Regions from separate parts of the Homo sapiens genome. Here region 2 is linked to region 1. The links are chromatin loops, found by intact Hi-C in ENCODE. Cell type or tissue: PC-9. All regions are shown on one strand. Each heading gives the region's core, and the rest is flanking DNA. Links, peaks and the distances in the headings are about the cores only. Region 1 has its middle 69 kb from the start of HOXA1. Region 2 overlaps HOXA3 (homeobox A3).

Region 1 (16,402 bases), core at 5,498-13,497:
CCTTAGGATTAAAAACTGGAAGTATAATTAGTGAATAAGAAAAAATAAGACCAGGTGCAGTGTGGCTCATGCCTTTAATCCCAGCACTTTGGGAGGCCTAGGCAGGAGGATCACTTGAGCCCAGGAGTTCAAGACCAGCCTGGGAAACATAGTGAGACCCCATCTCTACAAAAAAATTAAAAAAAAGCCAGGCATGATGGTGCATGCTTATACGCCTAGCTACTCAGGAGGCTGAGGTGGGAGGATTGCTTGAACCCGGGAGTTTGAAGCTGCAGTGAGCTATTATCATACCACTGTACTCCAGCCTGGGTGATAGAGTGAGACCCTGTCTTTTTTTTTTTTTTTTTTTTTGAGACAGAGTCTTGCTCTGTTGCCAGCCTGGAGTGCAGTGGCACGATCTCAGTTCACTGCAACCTCGGCCTCCTGGGTTCAAGCAGTTCTCCTGTCTCAGCCTCCTGAGTAGCTGGGATTACAGGCATGCACCACCACGCCTGGGTGATTTTTGTATTTTTAGTAGAGACAGGGTTTTGCCATGTTGGTCAGGCTGGTCTCAAACTCCTGACCTCAGGAGATCCACCTGCCTCGGCCTCCCAAAGTGCTAGGATTATAGGCGTGAGCCACTGTGTCCGGCTGACCATGTCTCTTAGAAAAAAAGAAAAAAGAAAAAGATTTAAGGCTTTTGATAAACATTGCCAAATTGCTTGCCAAAGAATGTGCTATGGTCTGAATGTTTTTGTTCCCTCACCAAATTCGTATGTTGAAACCTAATCTCCAATGCAATAATATTAAATAGTGGGGCTTTGGGGAGGTGATTAGGTCATGAGGACTCTGCCCTCATGAATAGGATTGGTGCTTTTATAAAAGAGGCTTGAGGGAGCCTTTTTGCTCTTCCACTATGTGAGGACTTAGCAAGAAGACACATCTGTGAAGCAAAAAGCCATCACCAGACACTGAATCTGTCGGCATTTTGATCTTGGACTTCCCAGCTTCTAGAACTATGAGAAATAAATTTCTTTGTATATTACCCAGTCTAAGGTATTTTTAAAAATAATAGACTGAATGGACTAAGACAAATGTGCAGTAGTTTTCAAAAACGCTTTTACATATGTTATCTGATTTGATGGCATAACAAACTCTACTTAGGCAGGGCAGATATTATTAGGCTCACTTGCTAGATGAGGAAATTGAGGTACATAAAGTATGAATGTATTAAGCAGGCTTATTCACCTGACGCTTAACAGAATTTGAACTAGGCATTGTGTGAAATGCAAAATGAATAAACTCAAAGTCGAGTTGACGAGATAGATATAGACACCAGTAAGTATAAAACAAGATGGCCTAAGAGAAGGTACAGAAGAGGTAAGAAGGACAATGAATTAGTGCCCAGATTTCTCTGGGTGCTGAGATCTCTTTCAGCCAGGGCCATGTGAAAACACTCTGGGGTGGCAGATGAGGGTAAGGAGGCATATGGAAGAGGGGGTGCTTCTGAGTTGGGCTGTACAAAACTGAAAAGGATTTCCATAAGGCCTGGTATAGAGATAAGGGAGCAGTGGAGGGGTATAGCAGGTTATTGCAGATAGTGCAAGCAAATGGATGTGGGGAGAATAAAAGAGGATATATATATTTTTTTATTTTTATTTTATTTTTATTTTTGAGACGGAGTCTTGCTCTGTCGCCTAGGCTAGAGTGCAGTGGTGCCATCTCGGATCACTGCAACCTCTGCCTCCCATGTTCAAGAGATTCTCCTGCCTCAGCTTCCCGAGTAGCTAAGATTACAGGCGCCTGACACCACATCTGGCTAATTTTTGTATTTTTAGTAGAGATGGGGTTTCATCATCTTGGCCAGGCTGGTCTTGAACTCCTGACCTTGTGATCCACCTCCCTCGGCCTCCCAAAATGCTGGGATTACAGGCGTGAGCCACCAAACCCGGCCAAAGAGGTAATATTTTAAAAATAATTTTTAGTTAAACAAACAACCACTTTTGTGTTTTAGAAATACACTTATTTTTGGCTGGGCGCGGTGGCTCACCCATGTAATCCCAGCACTTTGGGAGGCCGAGACGGGTGGATCATGAGGTCAGGAGTTCAAGACCAGCCTGGCCAAAATGGTGAAACCCCGACTCTACTAAAAATACAAAAATTAGCTGGGTGTGCTGGCAGGTGCCTGTAATCCCAGCTACTCTGGAGGCTGAGGCAGAGACTTGCTTGAACCCGGGAGGCGGAGGTTGCAGTAAGCCAAAATCATGCCATTGCACTCCAGCCTGGGCGAGAGAGTGAGATTCCGTCTCCAGAAAAAAAAAAGAAAAAAAGAAATACACTTATTTTCTTGGACTGTGGTAGAAGGATTTTGCTAAAAATATTGTTTCATCCTATCCTGTTACTGGCTTTCAGTAAATCACAAAGTGTTCACTTGTAATACTTTTCTTTAAAAATAAACATCCCAGGATTGTTTTCATCCTTTTTATTAATTAACCCCTAAGCATGGTGCTAAAATACTGGGCTTGTTTTTTTTGTACTGCATGACCAAACTCCTATATTTTGAACCACTTAAACACTTCTCATGAGAGCCAGACATCCCTAGTAGTGTGTGCTCACAATAGCTAATGGCTTAACAAGCACTGTCAGGCAGCCTCACATTTCAGCTGCTCGTTTTGCTGAAGGCAGATAATTTATGCTACATCCCACAGCACAGACCAAGTACATAAAACCAGAGAGGAATGTTAATGGAAAAAATTACAAATTCTTAAAGTGACAGGGCTTTTATAGTTAACTCTTTTAATCAGTTTGCAGTGTTATCAGGTTATGTGAAAGTTTGAATGAAATATGGAAAATGATAAATGAAAGAAGTTTGTAAAAGGCAACAAATACAGTATATTTGATTTAAAACATAGGGCAGTGTTTGGCACATAGTAGGCATTCAGAAATGTTTTTTGAATGAATAAGTGAGTGGGTGTATTTTTAATTTCTGATGTACTTAATATACATTTTATTTTGTTACTACTAAATTTTACTGAACTGGCAAACTTTTTAAATATGTGGAATGAATTGTAAGACTGATAAATCTTTAAGCAAATGTAGTTTAATTTTTGCTAGAATTTTTTGAGACATTTGCCTTATTTTATGGCTATGACTTAATTATAAATATGGGCAGAATATTAATCATAGCTGTCAGACAATTCAGATTTTTCAATTACCTCAGATAAATTTTCTGCTTAGTTTAGTTAGAGCACAATAGTAAGAGCAAGATTGTAGGGTGGACCAATCTAAAAGTGTTATGATACCCTGGGTAAATTAGTTCTTCCTAGGAAAGACTGACACATTTTCTTCAAATAGAAAAGTTACTTCTGGTAAGAGCAAGAACTGATTCTCAAAAAACACTATATTTTACTTTCTCTGTTCAGAGAGTTAGGCTTTCAATTTGGTTAACAAATAGCCCTCTGATTTTTTTTTTGTAATAAAGGAAACAGTACCTACTAATTATTAAGTACTTTTCATTGGTAGTGACTGTACTAAGGCCTGTACTGAGACAGGCATTGCCTCATTTATTTTTATCCTTACTCCAACATTATGAGGTATATACTATTATCATCCTCATTTTACAAATGTGGAACAGAGGCATAAAGCCAAGGGCACAGAGCTATTAATAGATGGAGCTGGAATCCAAATAGAGCTCTGATTCTAGTATTTAGTGACTGAGTATTTAGTCATTGTCTTTCTACGTGTATGTTTAACTTATCTAAAATAGTTCATAAGGTTTCATTTGAAACTTATCTCACTTGCCAGTGAATGTGCTACTGTTTGATGCTACAGAAACATTTTCACTTTCTTTCACTTTTAACTTCCTGTTCTCTAGGCCTTAGGAACTAGGTAACCTAATAAACTTGCCTTTTGAAACAATACTGAAATAGCCAGCATTTATTGGCTGCTCACTTTGTACCAGGCACTTCCTAATTGTTTTACAAGCATCTTATTCATTACAACATTCTTCTACTATTCGCCCCTATTTTACAGATCAAAAAATGAAGCTTAGTCAGGTTAAGCAACTTTGCTACCAAAGTTAGGAAATGTTGCTACTAAAGTTAAGCAATTTAGCAAAATTAAGCAACCCTAAATCACATAGGTTAAGTAAGTAAGTAGTGGATTTGGGATTTGAACTCAGGTTGTTTGACTGACAGTTGGCTTACTTAACCACCCTGTTCTACTGCCCTTTTTTTTTTTTTTTTTGAGATGGAGTCTCACTCTGTCGCCTGGGCTGGAGTGCAGTGGCGCGACCTCAGCTCACTGCAACCTCCACCTTCTGGGTTCAAGCGATTCTCCTGCCTCAGCTGCCGAGTAGATGGGATTACAGGCGCCCACCACCATACCCAGCTAATTTTTGTGTATTTTTAGTAGAGGCGGGGTTTCACCATGTTGGCTAGGCTGGTTTTGAACTCCTGACCTCAGGTGATCCGCCCTCCTTGGCCTCCCAAAGTGCTAGGGTTACAGGCGTGAGCCACTGCGCCCGGCCTTCTACTGCCTTCTTAAATTAAGTAGTGGGCCTGTCTCTGAGCAGATTCAGACACCACTTCCCCTCCCTTGTAAAGCACGCCTCTCACTGACATTCCCAGTCCACCAAGTGAGAAGCCTGCAAAACTCAGACTCCCATAGAACATTGCTCTGAGACCTATCAGGCCTGCACATGTTGGAATGTTCCGTATAGATTTTGTGATTCCTCATGGTTAGAACATTGACAGCCTTCAAGATTCCCCTAAGGGAGGACAAACTTTTTTCTGACATGTGAGCCACTCTCTGGTTACAGATGGAGGGCGTGGACTGCATCTGTCTTGGGGCTGCTTCTCTCTCTCACTTACCAGCTGAAATGCCCCAAACACTTGCCTGCTTATTTTTGTTCTTGCACTGTTTCCCACAGTTTTTTTTTTTCCTTACGGCGAAGCACAGATCTTTCTGTTTCATGTGGCACCAGCTGTCTGGTTTGCTCCCTCTGTACCTGTTACCACCAGCTGGAGCAAATGGGAAAGAATACATTTGGTAGAATGGGGCTGACCCATGAGGCCTACCTCTGTTAGCTCAGTGGGTACCCTCCACAGGGGAAACAGTGTGAGTTTTTGTAATGTTGCTACTCTCCCTGGGAGGTCTTTTAAGGGCTGAGTACCTAAAGATGTTTTTCTATCAGACTTTTTTTCCCTCCGCCCCCCGCCTAGGTTCCATCTTGCATTCCACTGCTAAATCAGATTAACACCAAAAAAACTAATACCCGATGGGATGTTACAGTTTACAACAGATTTTATATTCATTCTCTCATTTAACCCTTACAACCACCTGGTGGTAAGTATAATACATATATTTAGGTATGAGAAAACTGGCTTAGCTGGTGGTTGAGGTGGCTCATGCTTGTAATCCCAGCATTTTGGGAGGCTGAGGCAGAGGGATCACTTGAGCCCAGGAGTTTGAAAACAGCCTGGGCAACATAGGAGATCCTATCTCTATAAAAGAAAAAGAATTTAACAAAAAAGAAGAGAAAACTGGCATAGAGTAGTTAAGTAATTTGCCCAAGATCATGCAGCCCAATATACTTTTGCCAGGGAATCCCTGTTCCTTTCTGCTATCTGATACTATAGCAGCTTTTTCTCTTTTTTTTCTTTTCTTTTCTTTTCTTTTCTCTTCTCTTCTCTTTTCTTTTCTTGTTTTTTGAGACGGAGTCTCACCCTGTCACCCAGGCTGGAGTGCAGTGGCACTATCTCGGCTCACTGCAACCTCCTCCTCCCTGGTTCTAGCAATTCTCCTGTCTCAGCCTCCTGAGTAGCTGGGATTACAGGCCTGTGCCACCACACCCGGCTAAATTTTGTATTTTTAGTAGAGACGGGGTTTTACTTGTATTAGTCAGGCTGTCTCAAACTCCTGACCTCATGATCTGCCTGCCTCGGCCTCCCAAAATGCTGGGATTACAGGCATGAGCCACTGTGCCCGGCCTATAGTGGCTTTTAGGTAGCATGATTATCAAGTTGAGTGAAGCTCTTGAGAGGTGTTTTATACCATGTAGACTCTTTGTAGCAGAGAGCATTTAGAATTTGGAGGTCAGCACAAGTGGCCAAGCTGTGGCAGGTGTTCAATAAATTGTTGTCGAACTGAGCTGGTCAGATATTGTCACCAATTTAGCCTCAGGCAACCCTTTTAATCTCATTTGCCTTGTATTCTTTTACTGCCCTAATGGTCTCAAAAGGTTGTTGTAAGGATCAAATGAGATAACCTATATCACTATATAGAGTGATATAGAAATGTAAGGAATTATCTTTATGCCAATGCTTTAAATTCTGAATTTTTCTGGCAAACACCACACTTTCTATTTCCTTTATGAATATTTTTCTTTGAGATGATCTTGTCTCAAAAATGCTGTGGGAGTATTTTAGTGACCGATTGTATCCCTCTTTAAAAAAGAAAAGTAGAAGGAAAATGGAGAAAAAAAAAGAACAAGGGTTAATGGGAAGTGGAAAGGGTAAGTTTTAGGCCTTGGAGGCTGCACTTTTAAAGAAAGACAAACAGCAAAACAGTTGAAGAGCAAGTAAAAGAGCAAACATTTACAGAGTTCTTACTGTGAGCCAGGCGCTGTTCTACATGTTTTGGTGTATTAACTTGATTAATCCTCACAGTGACTTTATGAGGTAGATACTCTTCTTATCGCCACTGTACAGGTGAAGAAACAAAGCACGATGTGGTTAAATAATGTGTACAGGCCATACAGCACCTAAGTGTTAAAGCTGGAACTGAGGCTAGTCAGCATTGCACCAGGGCTCCAGTGCTTGCCTCTTCACCATGCTGCCTTTGTAATCTGGGATGTGAGAGAAGCAGCACATGGGATATCTTTTAGAAAACTGAAGAAAATGCTTAAGGAGAGAGCATTTGATCCTGCTGTAATGTTATTTGTCTTCAAAATACTTTTTGCTCACTGTTAAAACACAGATGAATCAGCAAAGCCATAAGATTGGTAGCTAATGTTTTTGTCTTTTAGCCTGTCCTTCAACCAGAACCAGTCCTAGCTGCTTTTACTGGTGATTTTCTAAATTTTATTTTTCAGTTTCCTGATAATTTATTCTTTCCCCCAAACTATAGTGCCAATAGCCTGAGTAAGAATGAGACTTTCTTACTTAGTGTAGTTCTTCTTTCTTTTAGCCTCCTTGCACTGAATGAAGCTATTATCTCTTTCTTTTTAAATTGAATATTTTGAATAGGCAATATAGTTCAAAAATAAAAAGAATAAGAAGGCATGTCATGAAAATTCTCCTTTCCACTCCTTTCATCATGCTTAGTTCCTAAACACCCCAACCCCAATAATCAGTATTCTTAGTTTGTATTCTATCTTTTCAGAGTTTCTTTTTTTTTTTCAAGACTGAGTCTTGCTCTGTCGCTCAGGCTGGAGTGCAGTGGCGCGATCTCGGCTCACTGCAAGCTCCGCCTCTCGGGTTCAAGCGATTCTCCTGCCACAACCTCTCGAGTAGCTGGGACTATAGGCGCCCGCCACCACAACTGTCTAATTTTTTGTATTTTTAGTAGAGACGGGATTTCACCGTGTTAGCCAGGATGGTCTCGATCTGCTAACCTCGTGATCTGTCCGCCTCGGCCTCCCAAAGTGCTGGGATTACAGGCATGAGCCACTGCTCCTGGCAAGTTTCTTTATGAATATAGAAGCAATTATGATTTTTTTTAAAATACAAAAGGTAATACTATTCTGCATCTTACTTTTTTAACTTATTGTATCTTGGAAATCTTTCCATATTACTACTTAGAGAGCATTTTCATTTTTTCCTTTCTCATTTTTTACAAGGTATAGTAATTCGTTTCGTGGAGTATACTTTATTGGACCAGTCCTTTATTGATGGACATTGGAGTTTTTTAGTCTTTTTAAAGCTACCACTTAAAATGCTTCAGTGAAGGGGCAGGAAAGGTAAAATTAAGACAAGAAGCAACATCTAGAAAATCTCCAGATACGAAGTTGTGATCTAGGAGGCAGGAATGAAGAAGTTCTGGCTCTGTCTTGTGATGGGGCACATCTGGAGTGCCAGAGGCTTGCATTTTGACTACACCTGTTCTAGTTGGAGAAAGAAGGAAAACAACTAGCATGGTGAAACCTCAACACACCTGAGCTTGGTTTACTGCAAAGTCTCGGGGTGAGGACAGATTGACAGCTGGTGTATGAGCTGCCCAAAGGTAAACTCTTGTAATAAAGAAATTGATGGCATGATAGATAGAAGTGAGATAAGTGCTATTAACCACAGGTAAACTTCTTTCAACAGACTGCTACCAATTCTCATATATAACTTGCAGTACAAAAAAATTAGTTCAACAACTCTATTCCTAAACCTTTAAGTAAGCTCTGACACCTTATCAAAGAGCAAAAGAGTAGATTTGTCTTTTTACCTTGGACACATGTCAAATAAAAAACCTCAGCAAAGGGTAAAGAGTTTAAAAAAGAAATTAAATACCTTAAACATGTGATGTTTAGTACTTTATTAAATGCTTCTTTTAATGACAGTATCAAGGAACAGTTTCATCTTAGGCATTCTAAGGTTAATAATCACATATGTAGGATTTTATGTCATAGTTTTGATATGGATTCATGGTTTCATACTGTTGATAAATAAGAAATAGCTTGTAAGCTATCACAGATCATCACTGTACTTTAAAAAATGGAATATAGCTGAAAAACGCAAATATATAATTTACACCAGTGTTACACAAATGTGATTTTAGGGATTGACAGTGAAATGTAAGTTTTTTTTGTTTTGTTTTGTTTTTTGAGATGAGTAGAGTCACACTCTGTTGCCAAGGCTGGAGTGCAGTGGCATCATTATGGCTCACTGTAGCCTCAATTTCCTTGTCTCAAGCGATCCTCCCATCTCAGCGTGCTAAGTAGCTAGGACCATAGTTGCATGCCACCACACCTAGCTAATTTTTTATTTTTTGTAGAAATGGGGTCTCCCTATGTTGCCCAGGCTGGTCTTGAGCTCCTGGGCTTAAGTGATGCTCTCATCTTGGCCTCCCAAAGTGCTGGGATTACAGGCAAGAGCCTCTGTGCTCAGCCTGATATTTTAAAATGTTAATGTTGCAAAAGATTTTCTGATCTGCGTGGTTAAGAAAGAAAACTTAATATTGCTTCTGATATTCAGCTATAAACTCAGGTGTTGTTTTGGAGGGACTGGTTTTTTATATCAGAAAGACAGTTATCAATATTCAGTATCAAAACAGTTGCACTATTGATTTCTCTTTCTCCCAATCGGCCCCAAAGAGACCACATCAAAGGAGAGTACATTTCAAGCCAATAAGCTGCAGGATGTACACCTAACAGACCTCATAGAAACCTTACCAGAAAATGGGGACTGGGTAGGGAAAGAAACTTTAAAAGATCAGCAAACTGCCAGCCCACGGACTGCAGAGGCTGTCACAGCCAGATGGGGGTGGCCAGGGTGCCACAAACCCAAGGAAGCAAAGTTTCAAAATAATACAAAATTTAAAAAAATTTTGTATATAAGGTATTCAAGGTTTCTCCAGCACTGACTGATACAAAGCACAATGAGATGGCACTTTTAGAGATAGCAACTTCAAACCCAGAAAAGGCTAATGAGATGAGTTTCACATGGCTAAATCAGTGGCGAAAACATAATCTTTCTTTCTTTCAAGAAGGTAGGAAAGCAATTAAGTAGTCACCTCAACCTAAGGGGCACGTGATCCATTCTGTAAGCAGTTGGGAGGACAAAAATTTGGTCTCAGAGGTCTTACCATCTTAATTTGGTCACTTCTAATGAAAAAAATTTGAAATAACGTTGTCCAAAGATATCTTTCTTTGTTTTTTTTGAGACAGAGTCTCACTCTGTCGCCCAGGCTGGAGTACAGTACATGATCTAGGCTCACTGAAACTTCCGCCTCCTGGGTTCAAGTGATTCTCCTGCCTCAGCCTCCTGAGTAGCTGGGATTACAGGCACACGCCACCACGCCTGGCTAATTTTTGTATTTTTAGTAGAGACGAGGTTTTACCACGTTGGTCCGGCTGGTCTCAAACTCCTGACCTCGTGATCCACCTGCCTTGGCCTCCCAAACTGGTGGGAATACAGGCGTGAGCCACGGCACCCAGCCAGGTTTTCAGCTTTAAAATATCTTTTTTGTTTTTTTTTTGTTGTTGTTTGGCTAACTCCTCCTGGAATCACCTTTCTGGTTTGGCTGGTATTTTGTACAGAGCAACGAGGTTTCTCATAGTGGAGTCTTTTCCTGGGCTCTGTTTGGCTCTCAGTAAGGCAGGCCTATACTTTTTCCTCTCCTCTATGGAGAGGGCAATATGCATTTAGCTGAAAAGTCACCTTCCGAAAGTGAGAAAGGGATTAGATTGCTGCTTCAGAGCTGTGGAATTATTTGGAATGTTTTGCAAATGGTTGCTACAAAACAACAAAAAAGGTAATTACAAAATGTGCGCATCGTAACATGCTTTTAAAGACACTTGCACATCATAACATGCTTTTAAAGACACTATGCATTGTGCTCACATTCCCTTAAATGTTGTTTCCAAAGGTGCTCAGCCTTTAGCCCAGCTGGAATCTCCAGGAAGAGGCAGAGACAGTTTGGCAAAAAAGAAACAGGGAAGGAGGGGGCTGCGAAAGTAGAAAGCAGCCCCCAAATTAAAGATCAGCCCTCAGTTAAAGATCAGCTTCAGGCAGGCCGGCCTCAGGTGGAGTCAGGGACAAAGGGAGGAGCAGCAGCAGGGTAGGACTGGGGTGTTCTACATCTCATTCAGGTCAAGCAGAGTCTGGTACAGCATCCTTTGTGTACAGAGGTTCTCCTCTTTGTTGCATTTCAGTTTATATTCCAAGTCATCAGTTGTCTTTTCCAGCTTGGCTACCAATCTCTCAGTAAACTCAGCACGGGTCTCTGCCTCCTTGAGTTTGTCAGTGAGAATCTTGATCTCTTCCTCATATATGTCTTCTTTTTGAGAGTATTTTTCTTCAGCATCACTTAGACACTTCAGGTTCTGGTCCATCAGTCTGATCTGCTCATCTGTCTCTTGGCAGCGGGACTCTGCCAGCTCAGCTCGTTCCTCTGTGCATTCCAAGTCTCCTTCAATGATCACCAACTTACGAGGCACCTCTTCATATTTCCTATCTGCCTCTTCTGCAATATGCTTAGCTTCTTTGAGTTGGATTTCCTGGAGTTCCATCTTTTTGTTTGTTTGTTTAAGACAGAGTCTCACTGTCTCGCCAGGCTGGAGTGCGGTGGCGCGATCTCAGCTCACTGCAACCTCCGCCTCCTGGGTTCAAGCGATTCTCCTGCCTCAGCCTCCCGAGTAGCTGGAACTACAGGCGTGTGCCATCACGCCCAGCTAATTTTTTGTATTTTTAGTAGAGACAGGGATTCACCGTGTTGGCCAGGATAGTCTCAAACTCTTGACCTCGTGATTCGCCTGGCTTGGCCTCCCAAAGTGCTGGGATTACAGGTTTGAACCACTGCGCTGGGCCCTTTTCTTCATCTTTTAAGGCCTGGTTTTATTTGTTTGTTTTGAGACGGAGTCTCACTTTGTTGCCCAGGCTGGAGTGCAGTGGCACGATCTCGGCTCACTGCAAGCTCCGCCTCCCGGGGGTCACGCCATTCCCGGGCCTCGGCAAGGCCTGGTTTTCAATAACCTTCATATCTCTTTCACTCTCATCAGCAGCTTTCTCCTCTTCTTCCAGCTTTTGCAGGGCAGTGGTCAGGCGCTCCTGAGCATGGTCCAGCTCCTCTTCAAACCTGCTGGATCCTACGATTCAAGGAGGCCACCTCAGCCTCCTTGTTCCCGGCCCACTTTTCTTCCTCAACTTCTCACTGGAGGCGCTCAGCTCTCTCCTCTGCATCATCTGCCTGCTGCTGCAGAACCTGGATCTTGCACTTCACTTCCTCCATGGTGGCGATCCCAGCCATGGTGCCGACCCAGCTACTGCTCCAGTTCTGGTTCCTGCCTCTTCTGCTCAGCATTGCAGCTGCTTCTCCTTTCTTTTATTTTTCTGTATTAAGTTTTGTTCCCTTTTGTTTTTAAAGCAACAGATGAAAGGAGATAAAAATGTCAAGGAAATACTGACTTGAACTTTATAAATATTGGTTCTGATTGGGGATGATAAAGCAGGTAAAAGAAAGGAGCTGAAGTATGACTGAAGGAATCAGATTTCTCTAACCTTGATATTCAAATTGTATTCTATAGATATGATTATAAATAGCAAGATTCTTTAGCATTTGGAGTTAATTAAATTGTGAGGAAGTTATCAGGGCACATTTTGTGTTCTTCATTACTCTGAGAAACTTTTCTGAGGTTCATTGAGAAAAATATTTTTAAACTCTGTGAAATCCAAGTAACTCTGGAGGAAAAGCAAATTGAGCAATTTGTTCTTTCCTCTTTGAGGTTTGATAAGGTGTAAAAATGTATTTAACAAAACAACTTCTTTTTCCTTAAAAATTTTGATCAATAACCCTGAAAAAGTTTTTTTTAATTCAATTCAGTATGTTAATTTTATGCTTTCCATAAATACATTTTTTGAATATTTAAGGTAACAGTTTCAGAAACATAACTGAATAGCTTGCTTGTTCTTGAACAAAGAGTTTGAATCTATGATGAACTAAATTAAGTTATGTCTTCCCAAGTAGTCCACTTAGACACTGACTTGTTACCCTCTTTCTCAAGTCCAGTTTTTCTGAGACTGGACCAGTTACATTAGGATCACCTTGGGTCTTTAGGTGTGATTATTGTATTGTGATAATGCTAAAAATATTCATTCTTTTTAGAGATACAAACTGAAGTGTTAGTGGATAAAATGTCAAGATATTTGGGATTATTTTAAAAAGAAATTAGGATGAAGGGTAAATGAGTGGCAATGTAGATGAAACAAGACTGGCCATATGTTTATTTATGGAAGGTGAGTGAGGAGTATGCGGGTGATGTTATAGTATTCTCTCTAATTTAGTTTAGGTTTAAAATTTCTATTGCAAATAGTTAAAAGAATCATTTGTGGTCTTGTTAAAAATTCAGATTCCTGGACTCCACCACAGATCTTTTAAGTCAGAGTCTCAAGGATGAAAGATAGAAAATGGCTTTTAAAGTAGTCCACTTGTGCTCACTGAAGTTTGAGGATCACTGGTAAAAAGTTTCCTTATGTACCTCACTCATTGTGTATCCATGTCATCCGTGTGTATTTAGTGTTTTTCATCATTCACCCTATTTTCCCATTTGCGGAATGCAATAGCAAGTTAAAGCAATTATACTGAATTTGGATAATTCAAACTTTAAAATTTTGTTTCAAAGCATTCATAAAGTGAAGCCAAATAAAATTTAAAAAACCTTTATTTTTAACTGAAATAATCAAATAAATACGTTGGCTTTTTTTTCCACTTTCAGCTGGGAATGGATTACTTTTGTGAATGTCTTAAATTTCTTCTCTTACCAGGGCATCAGCATCCTATTCCAGACATCTACTTGCTTTCACCAGTAGTTCCTTGTTCTTTCTCAGATGTACCATATTACCAGGCACCTCTGAGACTTTGCTTATGGGATTCCCTCTAATTGAGACATTCATCAATCCCCTCTTTACCTGGTTAATTTCTATACCTTCTCCCCACCGCTAACACCTCTCACTTATTCAGGGAGGCCATTATTGTATTTGCAAGGTTGGATTGCATTCTATTCTTTTGTGGTTCCATAATATGCTGTAATACAATAGTGCTATAATGCTGAACATGCTATATAGCACTTTACACTTTGTCATAAGACTCTATTTTTCTGCCCTCCTCTCTCTCTTCAGCTAGACTATAAAGTCAGTTGGTTAAAGATTGTGTGTTTTATGATCGTATCTCCACTGCTGTGTACTGTGCCTGGCACATAGGAAATACTTACTGAATACATGACGAACAGCTGAATGAGTTCACAAAGTAGCTATCTAACATGCCCAAGCATCTTAGGAAGTGTTGCAGTCATTCTTTACGGCAAAAAAGAAAGAAAGAAAGAAAAAAAAGCTTCCTGGATATAAGACACACTTCTTGGTCATAAATATAGATCTTGGAAAAAAGTTCCTGAAAGGAGGACTAAACTGTAGCAAGAATTTGTCTTGGGTATAATAATGTTGATAATCACTTTGCTTCTATGCTTAGCCTTTTTCATATATCTTTATTAATTTCTCATAATTAAATTATATCTCTTGACCCGACTTTTTTCGAATATTTTATTGTGAAAAATTTCAAATGTCCAAAAGAGTCCAAAGAATTGTGTAGACTGGGCACAGTGGTTCACATTTGTAATCTCAGCACTTTGGGAGGCTGAGGCAGGCAGATCACTTGAGGCCAAGAGTTTGAAACCAGCCTGGCCAACATAGCTGTATTAGTCTGCTTTAACACTGCTGATAAAGACATACCTGGGACTGGGCAGTTTACAAAAGAAAGAGGTGTAATGGACTCACAGTTCCATGTGGCTGGGGAGGCCTCACAATCATGGCAGAAGGTGAAAGGCACGTCTCACATGGCAGCAGACAAGAGAAGAGAATGACAGCCAAGTGAAAGGGGTTTCCTCTTATAAAACCATCAGCTCTTGTGAGACTTATTTACTACCACGAGAACAGTATGGGGGAAACCACCCCCATGATTCAGTTATCTCCCACTGGGTCTGTCCCACTATACGAGAGAATTATGGGAGCTACAATTCAAGATGAGATTTGGGTGGAGACCCAGCCAAACCATATCAATAGCGAAAACCCATCTCTACTAAAAATACAAAAAAGTAGCCAGGCCTGGTGGCTCATACCTGTAATCCCAGCTACTCGGGAGACTGAGGCACAAGAATCGCTTGAACCCTGAAGGCAGAAGTTGCAGTGAGCCAAGATTGCGCCACTGCACTTCAGCCTGGGCAACTGAGCAACACTCCATCTCAAAAAAAAAAAACAAAACTGTGTAGTTATGTAGTGTACCCATACATCCATGACGGGGATTGTACAGTTAAAACACAGTGTCCCAAAAGTCTTAGTGTAGTTTTAAGTTTTAATAATTTCAGAAGCATAAATGCTACAGACTTATAAAAACACCCTTTAAATACTTATTTAAATGTATTTCATACTTACTTAATTTAGTGAAATTTTTTCCCCAGTGGATGAGATTCTTTTTTAAAAAATCCATCCCTTCAAGCATTTGTTATTTGAGTTACAAACAATACGATACACTTCATACGTTATTTTAAAATATACATTTAAGTTATTATAGACTATAGTCACCCTGTTGTCCTATCAAATAGTAGGTCTTATTCATTTGTTCCATTTTTTTGGCACTCATTAACCATCCTCATCTCCCCCGATTCCCCCACTATCTTTCCCAGCCTCTGGCAACTATTTTTCTACTCTCTGTGTCCATGAGTTCAATTGTTTTGATGTTTAGATCCCACAAGTAAGTGAGAACATACGATGTTTGTCTTTCTGTGCCTGGCTTGTTTTCCTTAACATAATGATCTCCAGTTCCATCCATGTTGCAAATGACTGGTTATCATCCTTCTTTATGGCTGAATAGTACTTCATTGTGTATAAGTATCACATTTTCTTTTTTCTTTCTTTTTTTTTGAGACAGAGTTTCACATTTGTTGCCCAGGCTGCAGTGCAATGGTGTGATCTCAGCTCACCACAACCTCTCCCTCCTGGGTTCAAGCGATTCTCCTGTCTCAGCCTCCCGAGTAGCTGGGATTACAAGCATGAGCCACCATGCCCGGCTACTAATTTTTGTATTTTTAGTAGAGATGGGGTTTCACCATGTTGACCAGGCTGGTCTCGAATTCCTGACCTCGTGATCCACCCGCCTCAGCCTCCCAAAGTGCTGGGATTACAGGTGTGAGCCACTGTTCCCGGCCAAGTACCACATTTTCTTTATCCATTCATCTGTTGATGGACACTTAGGTTGCTTCCAAATCCTAGCTATTGTAAACAGTGCTGCAGCAAACATAGGAGTGGAAATATCTCTTTGATATAATGATTTCCTTTCTTTGGGGGATATACCCAGCAGTGGAATTGCTGGATCCTATGGTAGCTCAATGATCAGTTTTTTGAGGAACCTCCAAATTCTCCCTAGTGATTGTACTAATTTACATTCCTACCAACAGAATACAAGGGTTCCCTTTTATCCACATCCTCACAAACATTTGTTATTGCCTGTCTTTTGTATATAAGCCATTTTAACAGGGGTGAGATGGTATCTCATTGTAGTTTTGATTTGCATTTCTCTGATGATCAGTAATGTTGAGCACCATTTCATATGCTTCTTTGCCATTTGTATGTCTTCTTTTGAGATATGTCTGTTCAAATGTTTTGCCCATTTTTTGATTGGGTTGTTAGATTTTTTTTCCTATAGAGTTGTATGAGTTCCTTATATATTC
Region 2 (16,402 bases), core at 3,142-11,141, 87 kb before region 1:
AATGACTTATTTCATTGATTTATGGCTTTTTTTTTTTTTTTTTTTTGACAGAGTCGCGCTCTGTCCCAGGCTGGAGTGCAGTGGTACGATCTCAGCTCACTGCAACCTCTGCCTTCTGGTTTCAAGTGATTTTCCCACCTCAGCCTCCCGACTAGCTGGGATTACAGGCATGCACCACCATGCCTGGCTAATTTTTGTATTTTTAGTACAGACGGGGTTGCACCATGTTGTTCAGGCTGGTCTCGAACTGCTGACCTCATGATCCACCCACCTCGGCCTCCCAAAGTGCTGGGATTACAGGCATGAGCCACCGCACCCGGACAATTTATGGCTTTAAGAGTTTTCATTTGCTCGACTGTTCCAAGAGCTTTGAAGGGGGCCCCTTCTCATCTTTGAGTTGATGCCTCTTCAGAAACTTGGGGGTAGGGAGGAATTTGCCAGCAATACCTCCAGGTCCCTTTCTAGGGTATCTGGAGAGCTCAGTGTGAATGATTGGTGAGGGGTATGAGGCAGGCAGCAGTAAGAATGAGAGGAGTGAGTTCTTGGGGGTCAGGAGAACGCTTTTTGGAAACCAGCTTCTACTCCTGTCCTCTATCCCCCAAACCTGAGAGAGGCAGGTTTTCACTTGGAGTTCTTACTTTCCAGCTTGTAACTTAGATAGGAGCTGGAAAAGTTCACATGGAGGTTCTCTTCCAGCTACACCACAGATTGAACCTTACTGAAATATTGTCACCAGCTTAGGCCAGGACTTGCTTCCAGGGGATTAGGTCTCTTCTTTTATTGCCTTTCTGATTTGGACAACCCATGAACAAGTTCTCTTATGAAAGGCCTTACATTTTCATCAGACCCCTTCTGTTCCTCTGCAGGGGAGGAGTGAAGGGGAGGAATCATGCACAGCCTCCTGCAGCTGCTATAAGTGAGTCCTCACACTCAGGCATAGCCAGCTGAAGACCCATTCTCCAGGAAAAAAAGAATATGGCCTGAGGATCTCACTAGCCTCAGAGCACTCTCAGAAGTTCAGAAACTAAGACCAGAAAAGAGAAGATTTTTAGACAGCTCATGAAACGGTACAATGTTGAAATTAGTGGGCAATGTCATCAGGCAGAAGGCAGGAGTAGGGGTGGAACCAAGGGTGGGAGCAGCTTATTTGTTTCAGTTAGGTTCTTCCTGAGCACAGTTGGTTCTCTACTGGTTTTCTGCTCAAGATTATTTTGAGAGTTCTGAAGGGGGCTCTTTCTCATCTTTGAGTTGATATCTCTATAGGAACTTGTGTGGGGGTGGGGAGAGAATTTGCTGGTGGACACAGAATTGTCTTGGAAAAGTGGGTGGACAGACCTGCCTGTGGAGAGGGTCCCAGATTGCCTTGTTAACTTAAGGCACTCCAGTGAAGGTTGATTCTTTTTCTTTTTTTTCTTATTTTTTTTGGGGGGGGGGGTCTCTTGCAGAGCAATTAGATCATTTCCTCTGATATTTTTTATGTTTAGAAACTTATAATTCCATGTATCACTCAGTTGTGCACTGAGGAAATGCTTAAGTGCAAGTTTAGTCAGGGCACTAGGTTTCTCTAGATTTTGCAAAACCCGGACCCACCACTCTATAGCCAAGCACATCTTTCCTAGTGGGCTCCCACTGAACAAAACCAACTGGACTTGGAGGAGATGCTTTAACCTTTTGTCAGGTAATTATGTGCCTTTTTGGTGTTTCTTGCGTCTGTAGTGTATGGTGTGGGTGTTAGCAAACTCCATACAATGGCAGGCTGTGAGGAAGTCCGCTGTCCAGGCCAGTTATTTCTGGGCCTGCCCCTTGCCTTTTGATATACTGGCCTGTGGGCCAGAGGAGACTGGGGTGCATGGGTGTGCAGGATCCAGCTTGTCCGTGGGTGGGAGGCTGTAAGGAAAGTTAAATGGATTCTAAAAATGTGAATAGCATTGCTGTAACCCTTGTGTTTGGAGGGTGTGTAAAGAAATATAAGTGGAGATAAGCTTGTATGTCTTATATGGCATTCATGGGAGGATGGCTCCAAGCATCCTATTGCTTAGACAGAACTCTTAAACTCAAAACTGCTGGTCAAGGTTCCCCACCTACCCTCCCCCAAAGCTAAATATTCTGTTTGGAAACCTAGTTCCTTCAGTGGTTCCCTATTTCAAATAAAAGGATTTAAGTTGACGTATGACCACGTGAGCACATAATACAGCGCATTATTGTGGCATTTGGAGCGGAGACCCAGACAGGCTTCGCCTGTGATTACGTTTTCTAGATTCTCTACAGAGCCAGAGCTTTCCCCCAACCCCCACGCACCCACCTCCTCCTTCTCCTTCCCCTTCTCCGGAGAGCGCTCTCTGAGCCGATTGCAGTTTTCAGCACTCATGGAGCGGTTCTGGGCGAGCTAGCCGATGGAAGTCGAGGCTATACCAGGAGGATGGAATTTATTTTAAGGTATTTCCGCCGATTGTTCATATCTAGAGTGAGTTATGGCTGTGAGAGACAAAGGTCAGGCGAGGAGACCCTGGCTCATGGACAGGACCCTCAGCCTCTCTCTTCCTTTGTTTCTCTTTTAGAACCGAAACCATTTGAAAGATTCCCAGTAGCGCCTCAGACTCTGAATTTAATTCCCTGGAAAGTGTTGGGGGTGTAAAGGAGGGGGCACTAGGGGGGCTCCTAGGTGGGCCCAGTGGCCCCCAGTGCAAGGGTGGCTTTGTCCACTGCAGCAGGGCAGGGCTGGAGTCTCAGGAGCTGATCCCCAGGCGGAAAGAGGGTCCAGAAGCCAGGTGCAGGCAGAGGTGGACCGGCTTGCAGGGCTAGATTGCCTGGGAGGGGTGGGGGATGGGTGGGTGAGAAGGGGAATCTCTCCCAGGATGGCGGTGTTTTCAGGCAGGGGATGGAGGATTAGGGGCTGACCTGAGCAGCCGGAGCAGCTGGAAGAGGGAAATCGATGAGGGAAATGTGCAGATGCGCTGCCATTTTATTGATGATGCTTCCAGGCACTTTGTTTAGTGCCAGATTGCAGAGCATGCTTCCCCACAAGCCGGACCCAAGAAGCCAGACCCAAGGATCTGAACCGGAGGGCCCGCCATTGTTTCCCTGAGCACCCTCTGCCCCAGAGGGTTGAAGAAAGACAGCTCAGACCTAGGAGAGCCTTGGGGTGGGGTGAGCATGCTGGATGCCCAGGGGCTCCTTATTCTAACATTCGGGAGACAGAGGAAGGAGGGAGCCAGGATTAGGTTTGGACTTCATCAGTGCGCCTGGTCTGGGCATTCCTTGTGTACCCCCAGCTGGCTTGGAGAGTTCCAGAACTGGCCAGTGGGCCCTGGGTTGGAGGGAAGTCCAGAGACAAGAGTCCTCAGGAAGCAGAGGCAGACATCTCTCCAGCTTCAGAGCCTCCAAAACAGAGCTGTAGCCAGGGTGGAGGCAGATGAAAGTTAAACTGCATGTTTCCAGATTATTGGGAAAGCCCCAGCTAATTGGGCTTTGGGGACCCCACACTCCTGGGAAGGGTGGGAACTCCCTGGAAAGGTGCAGGAAACTCTATTATGCTCCTTGCAGTAGGGAAAGGGATGCTTATAAGGAGTCAGAGGTCGGATGTGCCCCTTTCACTTCTTAAAATATAGATTATTTCTTTCTGTACGTGAAAAAAAAATCAAATCAGGCATCCCCTACTTGAGTGGGATTTACTACCCCAGAACGAAAGGGCCCTTCTGCCCTCCCCAGTGCCGGCCTCGGCAGTAACCAAGTGTTTAACTGAGGCCCTTTCAAGTGCTCTAAAACACCCCTTGGAAATAAAATGTAAGCTTTAATTGCTGTTCAATTACTTGTCAGCATTTCATATGATTTATGACCTAGTTCTGGCGCATTTTTGACCCAGTTAAAGACTCATAAATAATATAGTTTTGCTAGAAAGAATGAGAGAGGGAATAGAGGTTTGTTAGAGGCATCTTTTTATTGTTGCTTCAGTGCCAGCAAGCTGAATAAATATCTAAGGATGGACTCTGGTTCTACATAAAAGCATGCACAGTGAGAAGCCAAGAGCCACATTTATAGAGCTCAGATTGGTTTTTCCTCCCATGAAAGTGCTAAAGTGAGTCCATTACGTATAATGCTAAACTATTAGATATCAAAAAAGGCTAGTCCCCTTCTACCTCGAAATGCCAGCTTCACCCTCACAGGCAAGTACATTTCCTCAATAATTTTCCTCTCTATTCTGTGATTTTGGTGCCTCTTCTTACCCACGATATTCCTCACCTTCCTCCCCGGCTGCACAGCCTTGGAACCGCCAGAGGCCCTCTCAGACGCCTTCAGGAGGACACCCCTTGAATGGTAGAAAGACACCACGGGCACCTTTGCTGCTCCAAGTATTCTTCTAGTGCTGAGAAAATCTTTTCTTCTAGTCCCCCTGGATGAGAGATCGGGAGCCACGGGGATTTGGGGGAATTGGTGGAACCAAGGGGTCCTCTCAGTAAAGAAAAGCTCTGCGGTTTTGGGGGAGCCGGGTGAACTGCTGTGGGATTTGTCTAGAAAGGGCGCAGCGGCGGCGGCTGGTAATTTCTGGAGGTGGAAATCAACAATCGGCATTTTCGCTTAAAAAACAAAACACCAATAGCAAACCAACAAATAAAAACCTTCCGCCAGCATAAATTATTATTTTAAAATAATCTCGCCTACGCTTGCTCCAAAGCCAGTCCTTTGGATTTAAGCAGAGCGGCTTGAGGCTGGGGCACCGACCATCTGCATGCCAGGACGCTGGACCTTCATCTTGAGGTCGGAGCCCCACTTCTGCCCGCTGAGGCCCGCGGCCCAGGAGCCACGTATCGGGGCGGATAGAGGCCCTGGCCGGAACGAAGCTCCCGCCCCAGATCTCCCTGGGCTCCCACGGCTCCTCAGGTCTGGTCCCCGCGTTTTGCCCGGCAGGGTCTTGGCGCCAGTGGAAAGGTATGCTTTCAGGGCGCCCCAGCCCTTGCTCGGGAGCCCTCGGTCCCCTTGGCCCAGAGAATCCCTTCCCCTGGCAGGTTCTTACGGAGAGCTGGCCTTCCCGGCAGCTGGCTTAGCTGAGAAGGCGGTGAGAGTCGCGTCAGCAGTTTGGAGGAGAAAGTGCGGGTTGATTATTGACCCACGCCTTCTTTCTTCAAATGCCACATCCGACCGGGCGGGTTTGAAGAGAAAATGCCGCCGAACGGATTTTTGCGGCTGGCTCTCACCTCCTACGCGGCCAGCTCCCCCTTTCAAGTTGCTCTGCAATATGCCATAAGGAGCAAGTGTTTGCTGTTTTGTGCTCTGTTTACAGCTTTGGGGCGCCGAGTCATAAATCTTGCCCAGCCATAAATGACAAAAACCATTGGTATGCATGAGGCCACCCTGGCCCGGAGTGCTTTTTGATTTCTCCCTTTTCCCCTGGCTTTGTTTTTGCTCTAAGGTGACACTTTGGCTCCTTGACAGTTTAAACATACTACTTATATTTTTAACACCTTCCTTTGAGAAGGACCCGCCGTTGACGCCTTGGGATTGCAGCAAAAGAGAGAAATCTCCATTTCTCTTTTTGCCACACTCGTACCCTTGCAGAGTTTGCTTCTGAAGCTGGGAGCAAAGGAGGCTTTAGGAGGAAAATCATCCACTTTCAAGTTGTGGCAATATTACCAGGCAAATTCGGACCTTTCTTTTGCCCAGCTCAGCGTTACTCCATCCCACTAATGAGGAAAATATGTATATACATATATATAATATATATTATATATATAATATATATTATATATATAATATATATTATATATATATGTATGTTTTAGGAATCCGTTTGAGAAACCACATATTCCTCTGCCCTGCGTGTGTGTGTGTGTGTGTGTGTGTATGATGTCGGTTTCTCTTGGGGTCAGAGCTTTCTCTGTCTTCCCTGTGGGTGAGCTGCGTGTCTGCACTCTGAAATGGGCACATGAGCCCTGGAGATCCGCGTTTCTAAACACCCTTGTTTGTACCTGAGCCCAGAGCATCCCATTTCACTGCTGGAACAAGTACCTGTCTCTCCCAGGACATTTTTCTCCTGGCTGCTAGGATGTCAGCAGTTTCTGCCTGAAAATTTAACCAAAGAGAGCCCAGTTGGCTCTTGAGGGTCTCTAGAGAAAAGCCTTATCCCAGCTCCCCACACCCCCACCCAAAGATCTGTTTGGGAGTTGCAGGTGAAGTAAACTGGGCAAAGTCTGGGAAACTCACTTTTCTTGGTTCTCTTTCCCCTCACCCCACAATTGGAAGTGTCCAGGGCAGAGGAATACGAAGTTTCTCAAACGAATTCCTAAGAAATAGAGCCCAGCAAGAGAGCCCCTTTGTGAGAGCCGTTTGTCCTCATTAGCATAATTTTCCTGGACTTTCGTGACGCCTGGGAGCAGGAGAGGGAGGGCGTTGGGGGGTGGGGGGAGGCTGCCCTCCTCCCGCCACCGCCGAGCTCCCCTTCTCCCTCCGGTCCCTCCCCTCGCCTCAGCCCCATCCCCCACACCAGCCCGCGCTTCCCCAGCCGCCTTGGTCTCCCCTCCCGCCCGCCCCAACACCCCCCACCGCACCCCCGGACCAGACGCTGCTCCGCGTGTAATATTCATAAGAAACATACCCAAGTCGGTGCCACTAGCCCAGGCAGAGCCCGGCGCCGCACTAGCGCTTATCTCCGGGCCGCGGCTGCTGCCCTCGGGAAGGGCAGGGGGCGGGGGTGTGGGGGAGGGGTGGGTGGGTGGGGTGGGTGGGAGGGGGGTCCAAGCCGCCCCAGTCGGCCCTGGGCGAGCCGTGCTGGAGCAGCGAGGCGGCCACGCTCTGCGCGGCGGTGACCGGGCCTCGGGGTCTCCAGCCCGCCTGCCATCTCGGCTGATGCTGAGGGTCCGTGCCCATCCCGCGCCGAGGGGACCCGGCCGGGCCGCCAAGCCAGGCCGGGGGCCAGAGCCCGTGTCGGAGCCTGAGCCCGAGCCTGCGCTCGTCAGAAGTTAAGGTAAGCAGGGCCGCAACCGGCCGCTCCCGGCGCTGAATGGCGGAGTTTACGTCTCGGTGATTTATGGCTGCAGACTTAAATCTCGGTTCAAGAAGAGTTCACAAGCCGGAGCTTCCTTCCCGGCAGTGACTGATACCCTTACACTTCGAGTTCAGGCCGCTTTCCCATCCCCGCCCCCACCTCTTGCCTCTCCCCTAGCCCAGCCTTAACTTTTCTGGGTTGCAGAGGGAAGGAGAGGTGGGCAGGGGACTCGGGGCTCCTATCCGACGAACCCGCTCAGATTTGGGGTGAGGGAAGGCTAAGAAAGAGGAGGGAATGGGAAGAGGGAGCGATGTCTGAAGGACGGAGGTTGAATTTGGGCACATCTTCCAGAGAGACAATAGGGCTTGCTTCTTGCACTCAATTTAGCCTCTTCAACTCTCTTTCGGCTCTTGCACCTGGGGATTATTGTCCAGAAACAGATCTTTGTGGAGGAATCTCCCCTCATCCCCAGCCCTTGCTTGGCGGTACAGAGCAAAGTTTCCTGGCTGGCAAATCTCCAACTTCTTTACTAGGTTGCAAACTTTGGGGGCTGGGTTGGGGTGGGGGGATGTATGAGCTCCAAGGTGGTGGTCTGCTGACCTCGAACAATAGGAAGGATTTTGGTGGGATCCCAGAATCGAATTTATATTTTAAGTTTACGAGGGCTGTTGTATGCTCTTTGATTTTCAAAGATATTTTTGTTATTTTGTAAGACAATGCACAACTTGATAAAAAGGCTTAACTAAGTAGCAGGCTGGTATAACGTGATAATGGATTAGCAAGTCACTAGAAATATTGCATGTGCAAAATCAGCTTAATTTTGTTTTATCTAATATCTTGCTGTTCGAGTGTCTAATTTTCTTAACCTGACATTTTATTTTACACAAGCCTGGTATCTAAAAAATTTGTAATGGCAGACATTGACACTGCCAAATGTAATAGGAACTGTTTTCAGTAAAAGAAAAGGAAACGGATACACTAAATTGCTATTCAGTTTTAAGTTTTACTTTATCCTTTATTTACTTTCAACCATGGTATGTGTAGCTTCCTATTTCCAAAAGAGAAACAATGCTCCAGGGCTCATGATCACTGACAATAACTCTGGATAAGCGATGCTGTAATTTTTAATCGAGGTTCTGGAAAATTAATTGTGCCTGTTTTGCAGATGTTGGTAAGATTGTTGGCTTAATAATGAAATCTAAAGGAGTCCATTATCAACAATGGAATTATAATCATCTACTGGTAGATGCAATACATTATCTTTTTTTTTCTAGTTAACAAAGCATCTAATATTCCTGGAAAACTTGAATAACTCTGGGACTCAATATACATAGTTGGATTGCATGTTAACCATTTTCTTTTGAATTTGTTATAATTTTCTTGAGTGGTCAGAGGGACTAAGATTCTGAGTGTGTGTGTGGGTGAATATTTGAAACTCACATGGAACTTTTCTGTGCTGAGAACTAGAGGTTGACCATGCAGTGGTTGAAAACAAAAAGAAAACAGATTTAACTTTTGCAAACTGCTTTCTAAATGAAAGAGGGTTGAGGAGGTTTTCAACTGCTTTTTAGATTTTCAGGGTTATCCTTTACTTGGTATTTCTGAAGCAGGTAAATAGGCCAAGTAACAAAATATCAACAACAACAACAGCACACAAAGATCAGGAAACTCTGGCAGGATTTTATGGCTTGTGCTTCCATCCCTCGTCGGGAGCCAAATGACCCCCATACATCAAATTACATAGCAGTTTCTAAGACAGAACCTATTATCGTTAAGTTGGAAGGAGAGTTCAAACTGTGGTCATGGAGATGAACGCTGGTTTTTCAGGTTCCTGGAGGGGTTTTTTTTCCCCCTCTAATCCATCATGTTTTAACAGGTAGAATTTGATAGTTGCCCCGAATAACAGCACCTTAGAAAGTCCAAGACAGGAGGTTCTGGGAACCTTCTGTAACTGGGGGAAAGAAGTAAAGAAGTGGGGGTGGCTTGCTGGGAAGTGCCTGAGAAACAGGGAGAGGAAAGGAGTAAAGAACTCTCCAGGATTTTAGTTGTGACTTGCTGGGTGGGGTGTTACTGTTGGTCCCTCACCCTAAACACACACACACACACACACACACACACGCAATGTGTTCCACACAAAGTTTTCCCTCCCCCCTTGGCTTGGCCACAAGGGGTTCATTTGGAGGAGGTGAGTCATATCCCCAACAAGGTGGATTAACTTCCTAACAAGCTCAGCTTCTGAAATCCAGCATGGTTGGATGGGGCAAATTGCCTGAAATTTTTTGTGCAAACCTCTCTTGGGAGCAGGAAGGTCCAAGAAGGAGCTGGGTGGGAAGTTACCCCATCTCAGGGCTCTTTTGGCAAACATCAGTCCTAAAGCGGAGAAAACATTGGCGACCCAAGCTCCCCTTTGCCTCCTCGTTCCCTTCCCAACATTCCCAGAGTGGAGGAGTCTTGGGCCCTCTGGAGGAGGCCAAGGAGCAGAAACTAAGCGACACCCCAAGTTTCTTCTTCCCTGGAAAAGAAAGATCCCAGCCTTTTTCCTTTCTAGCCTATCAAGCCTTTCTCCTTTTGGATCCCGGCTCCTGAGAATCAGCTTGCAGCCCTCACTCATTCTCCTTCTCCCCGGAAAATCCCCCAACTCCAGACGCAAGTTAAGCAAATATTTGTAGCTGCCAGTAAATTCCAGCGGTTTTTTATAGCACGGCTCCCTGCGCCCGGGGCCAAGTCGTGCTGCTAAATATTGCTGACCACTTTTTCTTTTATGGCTTTCATGTCACTTAGCTATTGAGAGTAAGATGGATTTGCGCGGAGCCCTCACCGCGCTGCGCTTCTCGCCCCACCAGGTCTGCGCGGGGCGGCCATTGGCGGCGGAGTGTCACGTGACCGCGGGGGCGTGCCAATGTGCGCCCTCACGGGTGTCAAACCCCTGTCAGAGTGTGCGATCAAGATCGTGAAACAACGCGATGCAAAAAGCGACCTACTACGACAGCTCGGCGATCTACGGTGGCTACCCCTACCAGGCAGCCAACGGGTTCGCTTATAATGCCAATCAGCAGCCGTACCCGGCGTCCGCCGCTTTGGGCGCCGACGGCGAGTACCACCGACCCGCCTGCTCCCTCCAGTCTCCCTCCAGCGCCGGGGGCCACCCCAAGGCACACGAACTGAGTGAGGCGTGCCTGCGCACCCTGAGCGCCCCACCTAGCCAGCCTCCAAGCCTGGGAGAGCCGCCCCTGCACCCGCCGCCGCCCCAGGCCGCGCCCCCTGCCCCACAGCCGCCTCAGCCCGCACCTCAGCCCCCTGCACCTACCCCTGCCGCGCCCCCGCCTCCCTCTTCTGCCTCCCCTCCTCAGAATGCCAGCAACAACCCTACCCCTGCCAACGCGGCCAAGAGCCCCCTGCTCAACTCACCCACAGTGGCCAAACAAATCTTCCCCTGGATGAAAGAGTCTCGACAAAACACAAAGCAGAAAACCAGCAGCTCCAGCTCAGGTAAAGGAGTGCCTTCTGGAAGAGGGTCCTCTGGCCTGGCTCCTGGTCCCCAAGCTACTGCCCACGACATCCAGCACAGCCTAGGAGCGATGGAGCATGTCTGGAATTCACTGCTCCCACACCACTGCCCACCAAAAAGGTTTTCATAGTCTTTGCAACTTAGGGAGGTGATAGGCCTCTGTAGGCTGGAAAACACCAGAGACCTGCTGGGAGTCCCTCTGGACTTCTCCAAGGGCAAGTAGGGTCTAGTGCAGTTGGAATCTCTTCTTGCTCCACTCTTGGAGTTAGGACCTCTGTGCAGAAACAACCTGAGCTCCACTGTCTATCTTTTTAGCACAGCTCTTCTAATGAAACAGTGACATCCTCCCCTTACTGAAATGTGGCAGAATAAAAACAGGCCTAATCACCCTCCAAGACAGAATCAATGCTTTGCCTATAATCAGAGCCAATTTTTGCTCCAGCAGATGGAGTGGCTGCCTTACCTCTGGGAAGACCCTACTCAGACTTAGTACAATGAAAGCAGCCAAAGATCTCCTGGGGGAGGGGGATGCAGACTTATCATCCTAATGGGAACCACATGGGCCTCCTGAAAGCGGGCTCCAGTAGAGGAAAGGCCCCAGGCTTTAGGCTTCCTAGCATTTTGGTTACCTTTGCCCCTGCCTTCTCCAGTTGCCAGTGCCCTGCTCTGAGCCTGAGCATCTGGGACTTCCAGAGCTAGGATCTGGGGGGCCAGGGAAGACAGAAGGGTACAAGATTAGTGGACAAAAGCTGGGGCTGGCTGCTTGATGACATAGGGAACCCTAAAGAATAGGACCTAGCATGAAGGGCCTAGGCCTCCCCACCAGAAATACCTTCAATGGGATCTCTTCTTTGGGCAGAGAAGGCCTTCCAGTTTGAGGTTTCCAGTCTGCCCATCTCCTCTGGGTAGAGAGAAAAAAGTGGCCAGTTGAAGCTACTGCCTAATTATTGTCAGACAGTGTGGGAGGGAAATGAGTGTGTACATTAGGTTTCCCACATTTCAGTTACTGTGAAGAGAATGGAGATGCTGAGACCGGCCCACAGGGAGGCTGTTGTCCGATAGGCCAAAGGGACCAGTAAATGAGTCAGAAAGTTAATAGCTCTAAACAGAAAATCCAGACCAGGAAGGCAAACCGGGGGTTCTACTTCTCTGTCCTTTCCCCCGAGAAGGCTGTGATTTGCTCCTTGGCTAAATGAGGGAGTATCACTGTTTTACCCACCAGGAGAGAGGATAGCACCTAGTTCCTACTTCTCTCTGGGACCTGACGGATGCAGGAACCTTTGGGGCCTGGTGGAAGGAGGGGCCGGGCTGGGTCAGGGGCTGGGCGGGGCCGCGGCAGCCCCTGACGCCGCTCTTCCTCTCTCTGTCCTCGCAGGCGAAAGCTGCGCTGGCGACAAGAGCCCGCCGGGGCAGGCTTCGTCCAAGCGCGCGCGCACGGCCTACACGAGCGCGCAGCTGGTGGAGCTGGAGAAAGAGTTCCACTTCAACCGCTACCTGTGCCGGCCGCGCCGGGTGGAGATGGCCAATCTGCTGAACCTCACTGAGCGCCAGATCAAGATCTGGTTCCAGAATCGCCGCATGAAGTACAAAAAGGATCAGAAGGGCAAGGGCATGCTAACGTCATCGGGGGGCCAGTCTCCAAGTCGCAGCCCCGTGCCCCCCGGAGCCGGTGGCTATCTGAACTCTATGCATTCGCTGGTCAACAGCGTCCCGTATGAGCCCCAGTCGCCCCCGCCCTTCTCCAAGCCCCCCCAGGGTACCTACGGGCTGCCCCCCGCCTCCTACCCTGCGTCCCTGCCCAGCTGCGCACCCCCGCCACCCCCACAGAAGCGCTACACGGCGGCAGGGGCGGGCGCAGGGGGCACCCCCGACTATGACCCGCACGCTCATGGCCTGCAGGGCAACGGCAGCTATGGGACCCCACACATACAGGGAAGCCCCGTCTTCGTGGGGGGCAGCTATGTGGAGCCCATGAGCAACTCCGGGCCAGCCCTCTTTGGTCTAACTCACCTCCCCCACGCTGCCTCGGGCGCCATGGACTATGGGGGTGCCGGGCCGCTGGGCAGCGGCCACCACCACGGGCCGGGGCCTGGGGAGCCGCACCCCACCTACACGGACCTTACCGGCCACCATCCTTCTCAGGGAAGAATTCAGGAAGCACCCAAGCTCACCCACCTGTGATAGTGGGCTTGGGGCTACGCGCCAGGAGAGTCTCCCCCCACCCACCTTTTTTCTTTGGTTGCTTTTTTTTTTTTTTTTTTTTAGGTTCTTCCTGCCCTTTCCTTCCTTCCTTTTCTCTCTTCTCCGCCCCGCACTCCGTTTCCCGGTTTCCCCCCTCGTTGGTAAGGCGTTTTTATAGTTTATGTGACGTAGCAATCTTGGTTGCTGGAATGGCTGTATCATAGCGATATTTATCTCTTCCTGCTCCTCGATAGGCCACTGGCCCTGCACCCTTTACCTTCTCCACTCTTTGATCAGAAACAGGGTATATGAACAAATTTTCTAGTCGAGTTTTCAATGTGAATTTGTTCTTACATTATGGCTCCCGAGGGGAAGCGATTACTTTTTTTAATTTTAAATTTTTTTTTTAATTGCACTTCTTGTAAAGAGTGAGAAAAAAAATCAAAGGCGCTTTGAAACAGGGGCTCTCTGTGCAAGGATGACTAAGTGTACGTCTTTCCGTGTGTGTATGCTGGTGAACAGTCAGATTTATTTATATTTTTTTGCAAGCATTGAATAATCTAAGTTTTAAATATTATTTATCCCCATCCGTTCGTATTTATATTAAAGAATTCTGTACCCTGATGGTTCAGAAGGGTTCTTGGGCCTTTTGTTCAATTGTGTATTGGCGTACTTAGAATTTTTTTTATTTGAAAGAGAAATATAATTCCTTTAAACGGTAACGATACAATAAAACCAGAGAAGATCCAGCTTTTGAAAACAGTGATTTAGGTTTGTAACATCCGGCAAAACTGAAAAAAAAAATCTGTAAACGCGAAAAATACTAGATTTGTTTTGAGAGTTCTTCATTCCTTGCTGCTCACATTCTGAGAAACAAAAAGAAATAAAGTTTTTATTCTGAATAATATCCGTGTTAAGAAGGGGTTCTTTGGCCGAAGACGTGGGTCTGCGTGGAATTCAGGCCGAGGCGAGCCGGCAGAGCAGGCCGGACGCAGCAGCCCTCTGGCTCCAGCATGGGGCCTGGCCAGGCTATTCGCCTGGAAGCTCGGCGAATTCTCAGGATGGCGGCTGGGGCTCCAGGCGGCTGCGGCAGCTCTGGTAACGCCGTGCGGCGGGCCAGCTGGGCTGCCCGGTTCCCAGCTGCTGCGGAGGCAGGCTGAGGGCGCAGGGGCTGCCGAGTGCTGTGCACGGAAGAAACAAAGACATCCCGGCCCAAGGCGCAGCGGGAGCGCACAGGTGCCCCGCGGCCCAGCCGGGGGATAACGCAGGGCGGTCTTCTGCTCCATGCTCTTCCTCGGGTCAAAGCGGACCAACTAACGCCTAAACCTCGGTATTAGCCAGCCGCGCAGAGGATGCCGAGCACTTTCCGGGAGCAATCGGACTCCTGGTCTCCTCCGGGGATGCTTCGCGGTCTGTTATCGCGTCAGGAGGAAAGAATTGCTCCAAAAATCTGCACGCGGAGCGAAACAGTTTGAAAGGGACTGAGGCTCACCCAGGTCTCCAGCAAACGGAGGACTGAACTGGGGAGAGTCACCCTGAGCCAGCCCTTCCCTGGACTGCCGGAATCCCAGCATTAGCTTCCTGCTGAATGTAGTATTTGGCATTCTCTGAATTTATTTCCTCTCCTTCCCCCACCCAGCTTTCTTTTTATGGCCCCAGGGGGAGGGGGAGAGAGCAAGGAGATCGGTATCTTTGTAATAAAACTGCAATTTTATAAATTTTTCATTTGATGTTGTAGGAGCTAAATATTACATTTCCACTCCTGGATTTAAGATAGGGCTGCTTACTGACTGGCTAGAAGAGGCAAAAGAAGGCACAGTAAAGGGAAATATTTTCATCTTCAGATTTAAGGATTCCTCGAGAAAGGAATCAAATTCAGAAAATGCAGACCTCAGACCTGCATCCCCATCATCACCCCCTTCAGAGCTAGAAGCGAGGAACTGCTTTCGTCTGGGGATCAGGAGCATCGGATGTGAGAAATAAATCCCTATTCTCCCTGGATTGTATCTTTCAGAGACAGAAGTGGAAAATGTCGCCATTTTGTTTGCAATCCAAAATATCCATCATCATGGCCTTTATCTTCCCCCTGTGAAGCTCCCTCAGATTATCCTTAGAAGCAGGCACTGGAGCCATTTCTGGGTACCTGCTGGGTCCCAACGAGCTGCTTTTAGAGAAACTCCTCATGGTTTAAGGAAAAGGCTCGGAGGATGCCAAGCCAGGCTGCTGTGGAGAGCTCAGTGTTTCTCTCACACCCAGAGGTGCTTTCCCCATATCTGTCCTAAGGCTGCTGATATATATATCCTTTTTAAAGGGTTTGGGCTATGGGAGAAATAGATTTCCTCTCCGCACCTCAACCTCTGCGCCAAAATATGGCGCACCTCAGAAATGCAGAGGCTGCAAAACCAGGCTTTGTGAAGACTAGAGCTTCCACCTCTTCGTCACGCTAAGCAGATACAGGAGTCTTCTTTTAAGTAATCAGCTTAGAGACACGTGTAAAATTACCTGGAAAAATAAGGAACAGCTAGGGGAGAGATTCACCTAAGGATGAAGATCCTTCAGGGATATCACTATTTGAACACGTTTCTGAAATCTACTCTTTAGCTGAGGGAGGGGTGGTTTGGAGGCTTCCTCCTTCCCCCAGGGCTAAGATTTTAAAATGAGATTCTAATGTGATTTCCCGCATCTTACCAGTCAAGACATTCATTTTGGCTTTCAAAGAAAAAAGTATTGACTTCACCCCCCAGTTTCCTAGATATTAAAAAGAAATCCTTATTAAAATATCTCATAAGTTAAAGTAATAGATTTGGGGAAGATTTCAGTGTTGAGTGGTCAAAGAAAAGGGTTTTCTTCCAGATGGTATTTGAATTAAGGCGGCTGAGGCAGCAGAAAGCTCTCACCCACGCAGCCCCTGACAAAGCCTCAGAGATATGGGGGCAGCGCTGCTCCCTCTCTGCACCCCCCGCCCACGTTCCCTTAAGCCTGTAATATTTTCTGGTAAAAGCAGATGCCAAAAGCTGCCATCCCAGGGTTCGCAAAGCACCCTTCCTAAAAGGAGCCCTATAACCCTTTTCACTGCCAAAATATATTTTTTAAAAGACTAGTTTTCCTTATTTACTTGCATTTCCTGCTCTCCTCTTTGCTCGGCCACATTTTATCTTGGAAGGAGCTGGAAGCTGAAATGTGTTCTTAAGGGCTAGAAGCTGTCAAGGCTTTTGGTGAGCAAGATTGATCGCGCCCAGACTTCCTTTGGAGCTTTGTTTGGAATAAAAGCAAGAAAACTAAAAAACCTCACATTTTCCAAAATAGCATCTCTATCTGCAAGGCAATGCTCTGGGCTGGTCAATGATATAGGCCACTTATGTCTAATTTCCACCCCAAACCCTCTTTGACGCTGGCCTCAGAGATGGGGTCCTGCCTTTGCTCCTTGGTTGGCCTTTCTTGTTTTCTACGTAGATTTTTCTCCCCCTCCAACCTCTCTCTCCCTGACCATCAGAATGATTTATTTTCCTGCCATTGATGCCTGCCGGCCTGGGGGAGTCTGATCAGTTAGTCTATTTCAAAGGAAGCAAAAGCGAATCACCATCCTCAGGGTTTGGGGGGGAAAGAGGTACCTCCAGATCTACCTCTCAGCCTCCTCACCTCTTTCTGGCTTGGTGGATTTTTTAAAAATTATTTTTTGGTACCTAAAGGTGTTATCTTTTGAACCCTCTAGCACTGTCCAAGATGCGCTCAGT

Evidence for each region. Hi-C counts contacts between places; a loop is a spot of excess contacts. Peaks named below come from ENCODE experiments on the same cell type or tissue, not always from the same donor. Only the 100,000 strongest peaks of a DNase experiment are listed, where the experiment ranks them.
Region 2: it touches region 1 in a loop (2.9-fold over the local background); 3 of 110 quality-filtered maps call a loop at or near these places.

The regions. Positions count from the first base shown.
Region 1 is chr7:27,019,270-27,035,671 of GRCh38, reverse strand. It overlaps the pseudogene TPM3P4. Among named protein-coding and RNA genes, the nearest start is that of HOXA1, 69 kb to the left of the region's middle. RefSeq lists an enhancer at 4,679-5,384. In PC-9, for the core only: no CTCF peak of the experiment used is centred there; a DNase peak (open chromatin) is centred at 10,211.
Region 2 is chr7:27,104,181-27,120,582 of GRCh38, reverse strand. HOXA3 (homeobox A3) reads left to right here. Exons shown (of 6, transcript NM_153631.3): 5 at 9,823-10,468; 6 at 11,863-13,573. The coding sequence starts at 9,943. The coding sequence ends at 12,668. Among named protein-coding and RNA genes, the nearest start is that of HOXA-AS2, 9.5 kb to the left of the region's middle. RefSeq lists a silencer at 4,852-5,067 and enhancers at 6,970-7,471, 9,019-9,313. In PC-9, for the core only: a CTCF peak has its summit at 6,210; DNase peaks (open chromatin) are centred at 5,272, 7,052, 8,802, 9,162 and 2 weaker places; H3K4me3 peaks cover 6,450 bases; H3K27ac peaks cover 6,588 bases.